Regions from separate parts of the Homo sapiens genome. Here regions 1 and 2 are each linked to region 3. Evidence: chromatin contacts called from ENCODE Hi-C or POLR2A ChIA-PET data. All regions are on one chromosome and are shown on one strand. The core of a region is the stretch at or near the end of the contact, and the rest is flanking DNA. Distances in the headings are between cores, read along the strand shown.

Region 1 (4,411 bases), core at 1-2,500, 270 kb after region 3:
GGTGTGGCTCTGTCGACCAAACTGGAGTGCAATGGCGTGATCATGGCTCACTGAAACCTCGAATTTCCTAGGCTTAAGTGAGCCTCCTGCCGCAGCCTCCCAAGTAGCTGGGTCTACAAGCGAAGGCCAGCACGCCCGGCTATTTTCTTTCTCTCTCTTTTTTTTTTTGTTTTTTGTTTTTTGTTTTTTGTTTGTTTGTTTAACGGAGTCTTGCTCTGTCAGCAGGCTGGAGTGCAGTGGCGCGATCTCAGCTCACTGCAACCTCCGCCTCCCGGGTTGAAGTGATTCTCCTGCCTCAGCCTCCCGAGTAGCTGGGACTACAGGCACGCGCCACCACGCCCATTTTTGTATTATTAATAGACAGGGGGTTTCACCATGTTGGCCAGGATGGTCTCGATCTCTTGACCTTGTGATCCACCCGCCTAGGCCTCCCGAAGTGCTGGGATTACAGGCGTGAGCCACCGCGCCAGGCCTAATTTATTTTCATTTTTAGTAAAGACGAGGGCTCGCTATTTTGCCCAGCCTGGTCTCGAACTCCTGAGCTCAAGCGATGATTCCCGCCTCCGCCTCCCAAACTGCTAGAATTATATAGCCTTAGTTTTTGACTCTGTCCAGATCTTCAGTATGGCCCCGCCTCTGGAGTTGACCACGCCTGTCATTCTGAGCCTCCCTTCTAACCCTGTCCCTGAGTTGACTCAGTTGCTTGAGAATTGACTGCTACCTCCCGCCAACGCTCCTTCTCCGGCCCGCCAGGCATTCTGATTACGTCCATTTTCACGTATTCCTTATGTGAATACCTTCGAGGCCTCCAAGTTGGCTGCACCTCTTGGCATTTGACCACGCCCCTACGGCCCCGCCCAACCTTTAAGCCACGCCCTTTTCAACCTGGCAGTGCCCCCCGATTTTGATGTCAAAGCTTCTGGAATCTGGAATGCCTCCACCTGGTCTCAGCCTCTGTTACTCCGTACCCCAGATTTTAATTTCGCCCAGGCGAACACTGTGGCTGCACCCTTAAATTCCTCAGACTCCCTCTTTCCTTGTAGAAACTCTGTGGCTGCTGCCTTGACTTCATCCCTGAAACTCAACGGGGCCTCTCCTGTACCTTAATAACCACGCCCATAAGCCAAGCTCCTCCCTGACTTCCTCACCCAGTAGACCTGACCGTCCAGCTTCTAAAAACTCTGGCCACGCCCCTCAATATTGACTCCGCCCTCCCAGACCTTCCACTGTTACCGTGCCACCTCAAGATTGGTCCCTCCAAGGCTCTGGCACCGTCCCCGCTTTTGAACTAGCTGGCCCCACTCTAGGTTACGACCTCGTGGCCTGGGGCATGACTACATTTCTCGACCATTTCCTCCCTATCTCTTTCTGCGGCTTGACGCCGCCCCAGTCCTTACCCTTCCTTTTTGGCGCTACAGTTGCTGCTGGAGGATGTGGTCCGGCTGCGGGGGTCCTCACGGCGCACCGAGGCGAGGCGCTCTGGTGACAAGTAGCGGCGGACACTGCTAAAAGAGAGCACACAGGTGGGGGCAGAGCCTTCTAGGCCAGCAGGCGAGTGCCGTGAGCAAGCGAGATTCTCCCTGCACCCTCTGCTGCTGGAGCTCAGGCAAACAAACCACCTCTGTCTCCCACGAGGTCTTGGAAGAGGCTGGGGGTCCCGGCCTTGTGCCTTACCTGCGCCCGGAGGTCGCCTCCTTCTTGGGAGAGGATGGGGACGTGGCATAGCCACCCACGCGCCGCGGGGGTCCCGAGCCATTAAGGGGCGTCCTGGTGGGAAGGCCTTTCAAGAGCTGACACACTGGAGGGATGGGGTTAGGGGACAGAAGAGGGTGAGTATAAGGACCAGGCCCCGGTCCTCCCCATCCCACCCCTCCAGTCTAACGGGGATACCCGAGGCAGTGGTGCCTAAGCGCGGAGGCGCCCGGCCCTTGGGGGTGCCCCGCGCGCGTAGCGCCGCTCCCTGTTCTTCGCATGCCCGCAGGCGACGCAGAGCATCCGCCAGCGCCGCCTTTAGGACCGCCAGCTCGTCTTCCTGTAACTGCAGCCGCTGCTCCAGCGCCGACACGCGGTCGTCCACTTCCATACCGCTCGTGCCCGACAAATTGTCATCTGGAAGACGGGGGAGTGCCGGCTGCAGGGCCACCCAGGAGCTCCAGTGCCCAAGGGGTCCCTCCCGCCTTCCTGGGTCTAAGCGGGGGGCCAGCCACGCCCCTTTCCTGTCCCGCTACCTGGGGCTGGGACACTTGGACATGAGCCAAGGAAGAGGACTCTGAAGGGGGAAGGAAATCCCCACAGCTCTCCAACCCATCCGCACACTCCTCTCTGCCACAGCGCGCTGGCCGTGTGACCTTGGGGAAGTCCCTTCCCTCTTATTTTCTAAGAGTCTGTGAACCCAGGAGCCTCTCGCTCTGGCTTTAAGATGCTATGACTAAGACGTGACCAGGCGCAGTGGCTCACGCCTGTAACCCCAGCACTTTGGGAGGCCGAGGCGGGCGTATCACGAGGTCAGGAGATCGAGACCATCCTGGCCAACATGGTGAAACCCCGTCTCTACTAAAATAAAATTAAATTAAAAATAAAATAAAATTTAAAAAAAAGCCGGGCGTGGTGGCGCGTGCCTGTAGTCCCAGCTACTCCGGAGGCTGAGACGGGAATCGCTTGAACCCGGGGGGTCGGAGGTTGCCGTGAGCCAAGATCGCGCCACTGCACTCCAGCCTGGCCACAAAGCGAGACTCCGTCTCAAAAAAAAAAAAAAGAAAAAAGAAAAAGAAAAAAAAGATTCTTTGATTTTATGACTAAGACGTTAAGTATCTATGAGTGATAAGAGCATTTGCAAAATGACACCAACCTACTCCTAATGACACTAAAGTTCTAGAATTGATCCCCAACATCCTCCGACGAAGATTCTGTTATGAATACCAACGTCTCTTCACTGTTTCTAAGACTTTCCAAGCCAAAAGGTCATGCCTAGCCTCCCCGTTTCCCCTCCTCTCCTCACCCTGGGGTTCGACCCTAGAGCCAGCTGCAAGGACAGAGCTTCGGCGGCCCCTGGCGGCGGACTTGGGGGTTGCAGGCAGCGCATGGCAGACCCAGAAGACCCAAGGGAGATGCAGACCGGATTGACAACCAAACTCTTCCCCAGCAGGCATTCCTCTTTTCTGTTCCCCTTCTTTATTTCGCCTCTGTACCCCGCGCCCCAGATTTGGCTCTCCAGCCTATGGGTGCAGCCAAAATGACTCCCCGAGTCGCCCCCCCAACCCCGCTCATTTTCCCAAAGTGGGAGGGGCGGAGACCGAAGTGGCCCCTCTCCCCCTTTTCCCGCAGAATACTCATACCCAGACTCATTGCTGACCACAACCAAGGAAGCCCTGGTTCCCAGCCTGGTGGAAGTAAAGGTGGTAGCTTAGACGGGGACAGGGCGTGGAGCTCGCCCCTGCCATCCCGCGTCCACAGGCCGCGCAGCTGGCCCTCTGGGCTCCGCAGTGCAGCCGCCGCTCCTCCCTCCTTCCCTTCGTAGCCCAATCGCCTGCCGAGGCTTGCCCGCCCTGCCCCCCACTCAGCGCCTCCCAGGTCCGGTGCCTGGACCTGCAGAGGGAGGTGGGAGCCTCCTGAGGTCAGAAGGAGTGAGCCGTCAGGACTTAGAACTCGTAACAGGGGGAAACCTCTAGGGGTCTTGTTGGCATCACGTTTTGCAGACGGGAAACTAAGGAAGGAGGCTAGTAGGAGTGTGCAGAGACACGCCAAAGATCACTCAGCCCGTAGGTGGGGGCTGGGGACCCAATCACCTCCTGTGCTCAGCCTGGTCCTACCTACCATTAATTATACGACCAGAAAAATGGCATCTGTTACTGTGAGCTTACATGTGCCAGGCACTGCTCACGCAAAACATTTAGCACGTTCCCGGCTCATGTTGATGCTCGATAAATCCAGAATAGGATTAACTATTTTTATGATACCTAATGCTTTTGGCAACTCTAGTAGTTGTAGTAGCATAATCCATTTTAGGAGGAGAGGAGGAGGAAGGTTACTGAAGCCCAGAAAGGTGACGTTACTTGTTACACGGACACACAGCCGTTCAATGGAAGAACCCATACTCAACAGGAATGGCCACCCTGTCATTCTGGCTCTTAGAGGGACAGAGGAGGACAAAATAAGCATTCTGGGTCCCCTGCCAATTCCAGTGGTCCCTGGCACTAGGGTGTGTGCCCAGAGGACTGAACCTCCAAACTGAGTTAATAGAGGTGCTTTCATCTTGACCCTTCTGCCCCACCCAGAGAGGCCAGCTGCACTGTCAGGCCTTGGCCAGCCCATCCTACCAACCCCCACACCTCCACCATCCCCATCCCTGTGACTCAAGCCCTCCGCTCCCTCCTGACCATCCCCCCATCCTCAGCCTTTTCCCAGAGACCAG
Region 2 (4,782 bases), core at 2,283-4,782, 290 kb before region 3:
GGCTGGGGCCTCTGAAGAGCTGACAGCCCAGCTTCTTGTGGTCCATGAAGGCAGTGATGGCCTCCAACGGGAAGGTCTGCAGGCAGCGGCCGCAGGTCAACAGATCTGGGTGTTTGTCGGTCCAGGGCTGGCGGTCTGCAGGGAGGAAGCGGGTGGTGAGCGTGGGGTGGGGCCAGGATGGGGGCTGAGGGTGCTGAAGGAGAGGGGAAACCGAAGGTCAGAAGGGGGCCTGAGGGGCAGGACGGGGCGAAGGAGATAAGGCAGGGCGAGGGGCCCATGCCCAAAGGGAAGGGTCCCACCCGAGGGTCAAAGGTAAGGGAGGCTGGGCCCAGGGCCCGGGGTGCTCACCGGGATAGTTCGGGGTCAACGGCGTCCACAGGGTCCACGGGTTCCGCGGGCCGAGGGCGAGGAGGGCGGCCCCGGCGGGCATGGGGCCAGGGGAGTGGTGGGGTTCGCCGCCGAACCGCCCCGCCGAGGACACCTCCTTCGGGGAGAAGGGCCCCAGCCTTGGGGCCTGTTGGGGCTGCGCGTCTGGCTCGGGCTTGAGTTCGATGACGAGGTCCTGCATTTCCATCTCGTCGTCTGGGTTGGCGGCGGGCGCGGGCTCTACTCGGCGGGGCGCGCTGCCGGCCTTGCGGCGGGACATGAGTCGCGGGCCGGGCGAGCGAGCGGGCGGGCAGGCAGGCAGGCGGGCGGGCGGAGGACGCACGAGCGGAGGACGCGCGGACCGTGCGCGCTCAGGTGAGTGACTGCGGCGACCCGCCGCGAACTCTTACACGTGCTGGCCGGGCCCGTGGCTCCGCCTACCAGGGCGGGGCTCATGGGAGGGGACCGAGCCGCCCTGCTGGGGCCCTGACGGCGGCCTAACTCAATCTAGGCAGTGTCCCGTGCGTTTGGCTTAGTGACCAAATTTAATCACACCGAGTTCCCACAAGGCATTGAAACAGCTATCCCTGATCCCGTTTTAGGGCGGGTGAAACTGAGACACGGCATGCCCACACGCACCCCCAAGCGAGAAAAATAGTCGGTCACGTTTCTTATTAGGTGCCTGATAGTAATCTGGGCTATTTCATTAAATGCATTACAATAAAAATTCATTTTGCAAGCATTCACTGAGTGCCTCCTGTGCGCCAGGCTCTGTTTGAAGCCCTGAGAATACAGGAGGGAATAAACAGAAGATAATCTTTGTTTGCACGGAGTTCAGACGGTGGGGGAAGACACTATAAACATAATTACGTAAAATATAGATGGCCCTTCATGATGACCAGTGCCATGGAGCAAAAGAAAGCTGGAAAGGCGGAGAGGGTTACTGGGGTTGAGGGATTCAATTTTCTCCCCTATGATGGGAAAGGGCATGGTGGAGCTGAGGCTGGAGGGAAGGAAGCCCAGCCAGTGGGCCTGGGCATTGAGGAATTACAAGGAAAGGGAGAGGCAATACGGGTTGGGGATTGAGTTCAGTGAAAATATGGGGGCAGATCCAAGCAATCTTTTGATCGCTTTAAGGTCTTTTGGTTTTCCTGAGACCGGAGCCTTAGGAGGGTTTTGAGCAGAGGAGGACTGTAATCATACACATCGACTCTGTTCCTAGACCAGAAGTCGCCATTAAAACCAAATAGCCAAGCAGCTCACCTGCCTCCACTCCGCCTCCTTGAACTTCCCTCCCCTAAGCAGTTCTGTCTGCTCACTGTTTGAAGTGGCATCGACACCCTGCCCCACCCTCAATCCCTGATGAGTATTCTTTTCTTCCTGGCACCGACTGCACGACAGTATAGAACGGCTTGTGGACTGTCCTCTCCCCCACCCAATGCAAGCCCCCTGAGGTCAGGGCAAGAACCTGTCCTCCCCCAGCTGTCCTCAGCCCAGATGCTGATTTCAGATGCTGATCTCTTGGAGTTCTGCACATTGTTATTCAGGTCTGGGTTCCATTGTCCTCCTGAGAGCAGAGGGCCCTGACCAACAGTATCTAAAGTAGCCCCACCCTGCTGAAGGCCTTGCAAATTACACTCCATGACCTCCATCTGTCCCCAGTTCCCTCTTGGATCTCACTTTCTCCATCTGTCAAAGGAGGTAGGGCAGGTTGGAACTAGAGGGTTATCTGAGGTGGTTTCTTCTTCACTGCCGCCTCCTCTGATCACCCTTTTTTTTTTTGTAATTTTTAATTTTTCAAAAAAAATTATTTTTAAATAGAGACAGGGACTCGCTTTGTTGCCCTGGTTGGTCTGAAACTCTTGGCTTGAAGCGCTCCTCCTGCTTCAGCATCCCAAAGTGCTGAGATTACAGGTGTGAGACACTGCACTCAGCCTCAGACCACCCAATTTTAAGTTCCATGGCAACCCAGCCACCCACTATCCCATTGCCCTTATTTTACTCTTTTTTTTTTTTTTTTTTTTTGAGATGGAGTTTCACTCTTGTTGCCCAGGCTGGAGTGCAGTGGCACGACCTCAGCTCACTGCAACCTCCGCCTCCCGGGTTCAAGTGATTCTCCTGCCTGAGCCTCCGGAGTAGCTGGGATTACAGATGCCCGGCTAATTTTTCTATTTTTAGTAGAGACAGGGTTTCACCATGTTGGCCAGGCTGGTCTCGAACTCCTGACCTCAGGTGATCCACCCGCCTCAGCCTCCCAAAGTGCTGGAATTACAGGCGTGAGCCACCGTGCCCGGCCTATTTTATTCTTTATACATCACTTTGATCAAACCCTGAAGGATCTTGTTTACATATTTGCTCATTTTACCCTATTCTGTCCCTTCTACCCCCACTAGAACGTAGGTTCTAGGAGGCAGGATGGGAGTCTGTCTTGTTCATAAATACAACCCCTACTCGTTCATAGTTAAGTCAACAAATATTTATTGCGCACCTACTATGTGTCTGATGATATTCTTTCAACAGATATTTGCAGAGCACCAAATTGTGTACCTGGCACTAGGCCTTGGTGATCTAGTGGAAAGCAAAGGCCCACAGGATCCCTGCGTAAAGAGGACCCCGCAAGGAGAAAGTGAATTCTGACTGGGCCTGGAATAGGGAGGTTCATATTCCCCATTCAAGGCCTCAGTTTCCCCCTTTGTAAAATGGGACTGCAGGGAGAGCTGGAGGACAAAATGACCGCCTCTGATCCAGCCCAGCTACTTTCTTAGTATGCGGCATCTGAAACCATGATCTCCAGGTTTCCTGTAGAGGAGCGGGGGTTCCCACTGGAAGCAAGGGGTTAGGAGTGGGTATGTGTAGGGGGATGGGGATGCAAAGACCGAGCTCTGCCCTTAACCCAGCAGGGAGGAAGTCTTCCCCTCTCTGAACCTCAGTTTCTTCCTGCCTAAAATGGGCATCCCAGACGCCCCCAACTCGCAGGCAGGAAGATCGGTCCCAAGTGCCCCGCAAAGCCGCGGGCCAGGTGGCGACCCGGGCTGTGCTGGCTTCCAAGCCTGCGAGCCAGCCCGCGACCACGTGGGGCAGTGGCGGCGGCGCGGGCGGAACCCAGGCTCCGCGGCTTGCGGCCTGCCCGGGCCTCTGCAGCGGGGGCGCCGGCGGAAGTGGGGACACCAGTAGCCGCGGACCTCGGTGAGTACAAGGTGGTGGGGGGTCGCCAGCAGGTTCCCTCTCCCCGGCCCCAGCTCTGGACGCTCACCCCAGTGCAACGCCCTGAGTGACGGAAAGAGGTAGGACCGCGCCTGCAGCGCCGGCTGGAGGGACGTTCTGGTCCCCAGACGCTCCTATCAGGGACTGTTTGATCCCGATCGCCGGCAGCGGGAATGCCCCACGCGGGTGGGGTGAGGAGAAGGGAGAAGGAGAAAAACTTCCCCTCCGGAAAATAATAAATGGCCACGATAACAGAAGCATCGGTGGCAGTCATCCCGCTTTACCTGGAGCGGAATCGCTCGCTCAGTCTGAGCCTGGAGGTGGGAAGAAGGTCCAGTCCGAACGCCCAGGGCGGTGTGGGGAGTGGACGCCTGGGGGCCGGGAGGACCTACTTAGTATAAGAAAAGGAGAGCAATGGGTGGTCAGGGCGGAATTGAAAGGAAACTGACCGGCCCCAGGGGAGAAGGGGAGGGGAGAGATTCTGTGCTTGGGGTTCTGACCCTCTCGGGTGGCCCCATTTAGCTAATTTGCATCAAGATTCAGCAGCCGATGATGTCTGTATGTGTGTGTGTGTCTGTGGACACGTCAACACCTTGGTTAATTAATTAGGTCTGGCGGCTTCTCTGTTGACAACTCAGCTGGTTCCACACCCTGGCAATTGTGAAGAGTTGGCCAAATGTTTGTCCACTGAGCTGATCTCCTCTCTGGAGCACCGGGGCCACCAGGAGGGAGGTCTGTGAAACCCCTGCCCCTGCCATTGACCTAAGTGTTGGGCTCTTGAATCTAACAGACTAGTTTTTCAAGTCGTGGGGGATGGGCTTGGGCATTTTTCCCTGAAACCTTCGGAAATCCTTGCCTTGGAGACTGAAAGGATAAAGGCCTCTGGGGCCAGGTCACCAGGGACAATGGATAACGCCTGCCTCTACCCTCCTGGGCACACCCTGTGTGATCTTTCTTAAACCAGTTTCTTATCAGGTCACACCTTGGCTCCACAGTCTGCCTTTCTACATGGGGCACGGGTGAGGACCAGAGTTTGCTCCCTCTTCCTCCACCCTCCAGCTTGCACCAAGGAAATGATTTTTTTTTTTTTTTTTTTGAAACAGAGTCTCACTCTGTGGCCCAGGCTGGGGTGCAGAGGCGTGATCTCCGCTCACTGCAACCTCCGTCTCCCTGGTTCAAGGGATTCTCCTGCCTCAGCCTCCTGCGTAGCTG
Region 3 (4,242 bases), core at 1-2,500:
GTCTTAGGCAAGTACCTTCACCTCCCCAGACCTCAGTATCCCTATCTCTAAAATGAGCCTAAAGCCAGGCGTGGTGGCTCACACCTGTAATCCCAGCACTTTGGGAGGCTGAGGCAGGTGAACCACCTGAGGTCAGAAGTTCAAGACCAGCTGGGCCAACAAGGTGAAACCCCGTCTCTACTAAAAATACAAAAAATTAGCCAGATGTGGTGGCGCGCACCTGTAATTCAATCTCAAAAATAAATAAATAAAATAAAATGGGCCTAATAATAAAACCTTCCTCATAACATGACTATGAGGATTGTGAGAAATTGCAGGTTAAATATTTGGCACAGTAGCTGATATATAGTGAACTTTTCTCCCTTCTTTTTTAAGAGACAAGTGTCACTATTGCCCAGGCTGGAATGCAGTGGCACAATCATGGCTCACTGCAGCCTCCAACTCCTGGCCTCAAGCGATCCTCCTGCCTCAGCCTCCCGAGTAGGTGGGATTACAGGCGCCCGCCACCACACCTGGCTAATTTTTGTATTTTTAGTACAGACGGGGTTTCACCGTGTTGGCCAGGCTGGTCTCCAACTCCTGACCTCAAGTGATCCGCCCGCCTCGTCCTCCCAAAGCTCTGGGATTACAGGCGCGAGCCACCGCGCCCAGCCTATTCACCATTATTGTTTTAGATAACGGAAGATTATGGGGTCCTGGATTCCCAGGGACCTCGGACTTCTAAAATCCAGACGTCCTGCAATCTGTCTTAGGCCCAGGCGTGGCAGCCCCACCGGTCGAGTGGGCGGGTCGGGCCCACCGGCCACCCACCTTGGCGTCCAGCGTGCGTTTGAGCTCCCGCATGTAGGAGAACTGCTCGGGGTAGATGTAGTCGTACGGGAAGTAGACCAGGAGCCCGTCCACGTTGAGCCTGGCGGCAGGGGCTGCTGGGTCAGTTCCCGTCCCCTCAGCCCCTCTCCCGCCTCCACAGTGCCCGGTCGTCGAGCCCAGAGAAGGGTGACGGGCCCGGCGCCCCCGGTAACCCTCAGGTCCTCAGGAGCCTCGGGGCCCCCTCAGTGTCTCCTCGCTATCACTGCTGCTCCCTGCGGCTGCCCCCGTCCCACCCCTTCACCCTCCCCTCGCCCCCTTGGGGACCCAGGCGCGCCCACCGATGACCCCATCTTCAAGACCCCCCGCGCCCGCTAGCGAGCGCGACCCCCAGCCCCCTTCTCACTTCATGGCGCCGGCCGGACTGTGCAGCGGGGTCGACCCGCCTCCCTCATGAATATTCAGCGAGAGGCCGGGTCGTGGACATCCTCGAGGGCTCGCTCCACCTATATTACGAGACCATTGGCTAACCTGCCCGTCAATCCGCTAGGGCAGAGCCAATCGGGATACTGCGCGTGCGCACGGAAAAGCGAGGGCGGCTGACTCTCGGGTGAGGCGGTGCGGGAGGCGTCACTGAGGATCGTCGAGGGCCAATCAAAAAGAAAACATGGAAGGGAAAGAGCCGAGAGACTCGATCTCATTCACTAGAATTTGGTCCTCCTGCGCCTGCCAAGATTGTCTGAGTATTGATCGAACCCAGGAGTTCGAGATCAGCTTGAGCAAGATAGCGAGAACCCCCGCCCCTCCACCTCGTCTCAAAAAAAAAAAAAAATCGTCTCAGTAGCGAATAGTCTAACGGAGAATGACAGGGAAATTGGTGATCCTTTCTGGGCCCAAGAGTTAGAAATGGCTTTGCAGGCCGGGCGCGGTGGCTCAAGCCTGTAATCCCAGCACTTTGGGAGGCTGAGGCAGGTGGATCACCTGAGGTCGGGAGTTCAAGACCAGCCTGACCAACATGGAGAAAACCTGTCTCTACTAAAGATACAAAATTAGCCGGGCGTGCTGGCAAATGCTTGTAATCCCAGCTACTCGGGAGGCTGAAGCAGGAGAATTGCTTGAACCTGGGAGGCAGAGGTTGCAGTGAGCAGAGATGGCGCCGTCGCACTCTAGCCTGGGCAACAAAAGCGAAACTCCATTTCAAATATTAATAATAATAACTAATAAATAAAACATAAATGCTAGCTTTTGTTTGTTTCTTCAACAAATAGCTATGTGGCATCTACCATGTGTCTGATCCTGTGCTGGCCCCTGGGAACAGAAAGGTGACCATGACAGCCTCAGCACCTGCCCTCAAAGAACAGATTTTTTTCCTTGAGACAGGGTCTTTCTCTGTCGCCAAGGCTGGAGTGCAGTGGCACAGTCACAGCTCACTGCAGCCTCCACCTCTTGGGCTCAAGCGATCCTCCCACCTCAGCTTCCAGAGTAGCTGGGACCACAGGTGTGCACCACCAAGCCCAGCTAAGTTTTATTTTTTAAATTTTTTTAGAGACGAGGTCTCACCACGTTGCCCAGGCTGGTTAAACTCGCAGGTTCAAGTGATCCTCTCCCCTCAGCCTTTCAAATTGTTGGGATTACAGGGGTGAGGCACCAGGCCTGGCCTCAAAGAACAGATATTAAATATACAAATGAATATATGATTACAGCCTGGAGTGGTGGCTCGTGCCTGTGGTTCCAACACTTTGGAAGGCCAAGGCGAGTACATTGCTTGAGCTCAGGAGCTAGAGACCAGCCTGGGCAACATGGTGAAAACCCGTCTCTACAAAAAATGCAAAAATTAGCTGGGCGTGGTGGCGTGCACCTGTAGTCCCAGATACTCAGGAGGCTGAGGTGGGAGAATCACCTGGGCCTGGGAGGCAGAGGTTGCAATGGGCAGTGATTGTGCCACTGCACTCCAGCCTGGGCAACAGGAGTGAAAACCTATCTCAAATGTGTGTGTGTGTGTGTGTGTGTGTGTGTGTGCGCACGTGTATAATCACAAGTACAAAAGTGCTGTGAAGGAAAACTTCAAGTCACCATAAAGATTGATTATGGGCTGGGTGCAGTGGCTCATGCCTGTAATCCCAGCACTTTGGGAGGCCAAGGCAGATGGATCACGAGGTCAGGAGTTCAAGACCAGCCTGGTCAACATGGTGAAACCCTATCTCTACTAAAAAAAAAAAAAAAAAAAAAAAAGCCAGGCATAGTGGCATGCATCTGTAATCCCATCTACTCGGGAGGCTAAAGCAGGAGAATTGCTTGAACCCAGGAGGCAGAAGTGAGCCAAGATCACGCCACTGCACTCCAGCCTGCGTGACAGAGCAAGACTCCGTCCCAGAAAAAGAAAAAAAAAAAAGACTTATTATGACAGGATGTCTACTGTCAACTGTGGGGTGTGAGTGTTGGCCAAGTGATCAGAGAAGGCTTCGTGGAAGAAGCGAGGTTTGAGTAGAGCCAGAAAATAATTAGAAGAGATCAACCAGCAAGAGGGGATGGATGAGAGAAGTGAGAAAGGTGTTCCAGGGAGAGAGACCATCATACACAAAAGCTCTAGGCCAGAAGAAAGCTGAGGCCTGTGAGTGCTGAAAGGAAGCCTGTGGGGGTGGAGCTCTGAGTTGAGCACAGGGAGCAGAGAAAGGGCAGCTGGAGGGGAAGGCAGGGGCAGATCGAAATCTCTTTTTTAAATTAATTAATTCTTAATTTATTTATTTTTGAGACAAGGTCTCACTCTTTCGCCCAGACTGGAGTACAGTGGCACAATCTCAGCGCACCGCAACCTCTGCCACCCAGGCTCAAGCAATTCTCTGGCCTCAGCCTCCCTAGTAGCTGGGATTACAGGTGCGCACCACTACTGCCCAGCTAATTTTTATACTTTTAGTAGAAACGGGGTTTCACTATGTTGGCCAGGCTGGCCTCAAACTCCTGACCTCAAAAGATCCACCCACTTCAGCCTCCCAAAGTGCTGGGATTACAGGTGTGAGCCACCCTTCCCGGCTGTATTTTTGGAGACAGAGTCTTGCTCTGTCCCAGCCTGGAGTATGGTGGTGTGAATTTGGCTCATTGCCACCTTGACCTCCAGGGCTCAAGTGATCCTCCCACCTCAGCCTCCTGAGTAGCTGGGACTGCGGGTACACGACACCACGCCTGGTTAATTTTTTTTAATTTTTTGTAGAGACGAGGGTATCTCACTATGTTGTCCAGGCTGGTTGAACTCCTGAGCTCAAGCAATTCTCCCACCTCAGCCTCCCAAAGTGGTGGGATTACAGACGTGAGCCACTGTGCCCGGCTTAATTTATTTACATAAATTTTTTTATGTTTACTTTTCTATCTCCTACAGGAAGAAAATATATTTTGTTATTGACAGGGTCTCGCTATGTTGCCCAGGCTGGTATTGGGCTC

The links. Hi-C counts contacts between places; a loop is a spot of excess contacts on that map. ChIA-PET counts read pairs that join two places held with the same protein, here RNA polymerase II (POLR2A). Pooled maps may share reads with other maps.
Region 1: a loop to region 3 is called in a pooled map, with 9 times the contacts of the local background. The contact joins the promoter of EML2-AS1 here to the promoter of ERCC2 in region 3. A Hi-C loop is called at or near these places in 8 of 50 pooled maps. POLR2A ChIA-PET finds 5 or more read pairs at or near these places in 3 of 52 experiments (A673, WTC11 and activated T-cell).
Region 2: a map with no recorded cell type shows a loop between it and region 3 (23-fold over the local background). The contact joins the promoter of GEMIN7 here to the promoter of ERCC2 in region 3. A Hi-C loop is called at or near these places in 3 of 37 single-sample maps with no recorded cell type and 7 of 50 pooled maps. POLR2A ChIA-PET finds 5 or more read pairs at or near these places in 3 of 52 experiments (AG04450, CD4-positive, alpha-beta T cell and OCI-LY7).

What each region holds. Positions count from the first base shown.
Region 1 is chr19:45,640,244-45,644,654 of GRCh38, forward strand. EML2-AS1 (EML2 antisense RNA 1) reads left to right here and starts at 1,251. Exons shown (of 2, transcript NR_130729.1): 1 at 1,251-1,523; 2 at 1,982-2,597. It also overlaps a transcript of EML2 not described here. RefSeq lists enhancers at 1,658-1,717, 2,239-3,090, 2,248-2,507, 2,518-2,567, 2,958-3,007 and 2 more.
Region 2 is chr19:45,075,728-45,080,509 of GRCh38, forward strand. It overlaps GEMIN7 (gem nuclear organelle associated protein 7), which reads left to right and starts at 3,533. Exons shown (of 3, transcript NM_024707.3): 1 at 3,533-3,650; 2 at 4,180-4,302. It overlaps ZNF296 (zinc finger protein 296), which reads right to left and starts at 751. Exons shown (of 3, transcript NM_145288.3): 1 at 349-751; 2 at 1-135. The coding sequence starts at 646. RefSeq lists silencers at 208-447, 538-947, 3,351-3,610 and an enhancer at 3,780-4,547.
Region 3 is chr19:45,369,323-45,373,564 of GRCh38, forward strand. It overlaps ERCC2 (ERCC excision repair 2, TFIIH core complex helicase subunit), which reads right to left and starts at 1,251. Exons shown (of 23, transcript NM_000400.4): 1 at 1,214-1,251; 2 at 811-910. The coding sequence starts at 1,218. RefSeq lists enhancers at 5-846, 1,465-1,544.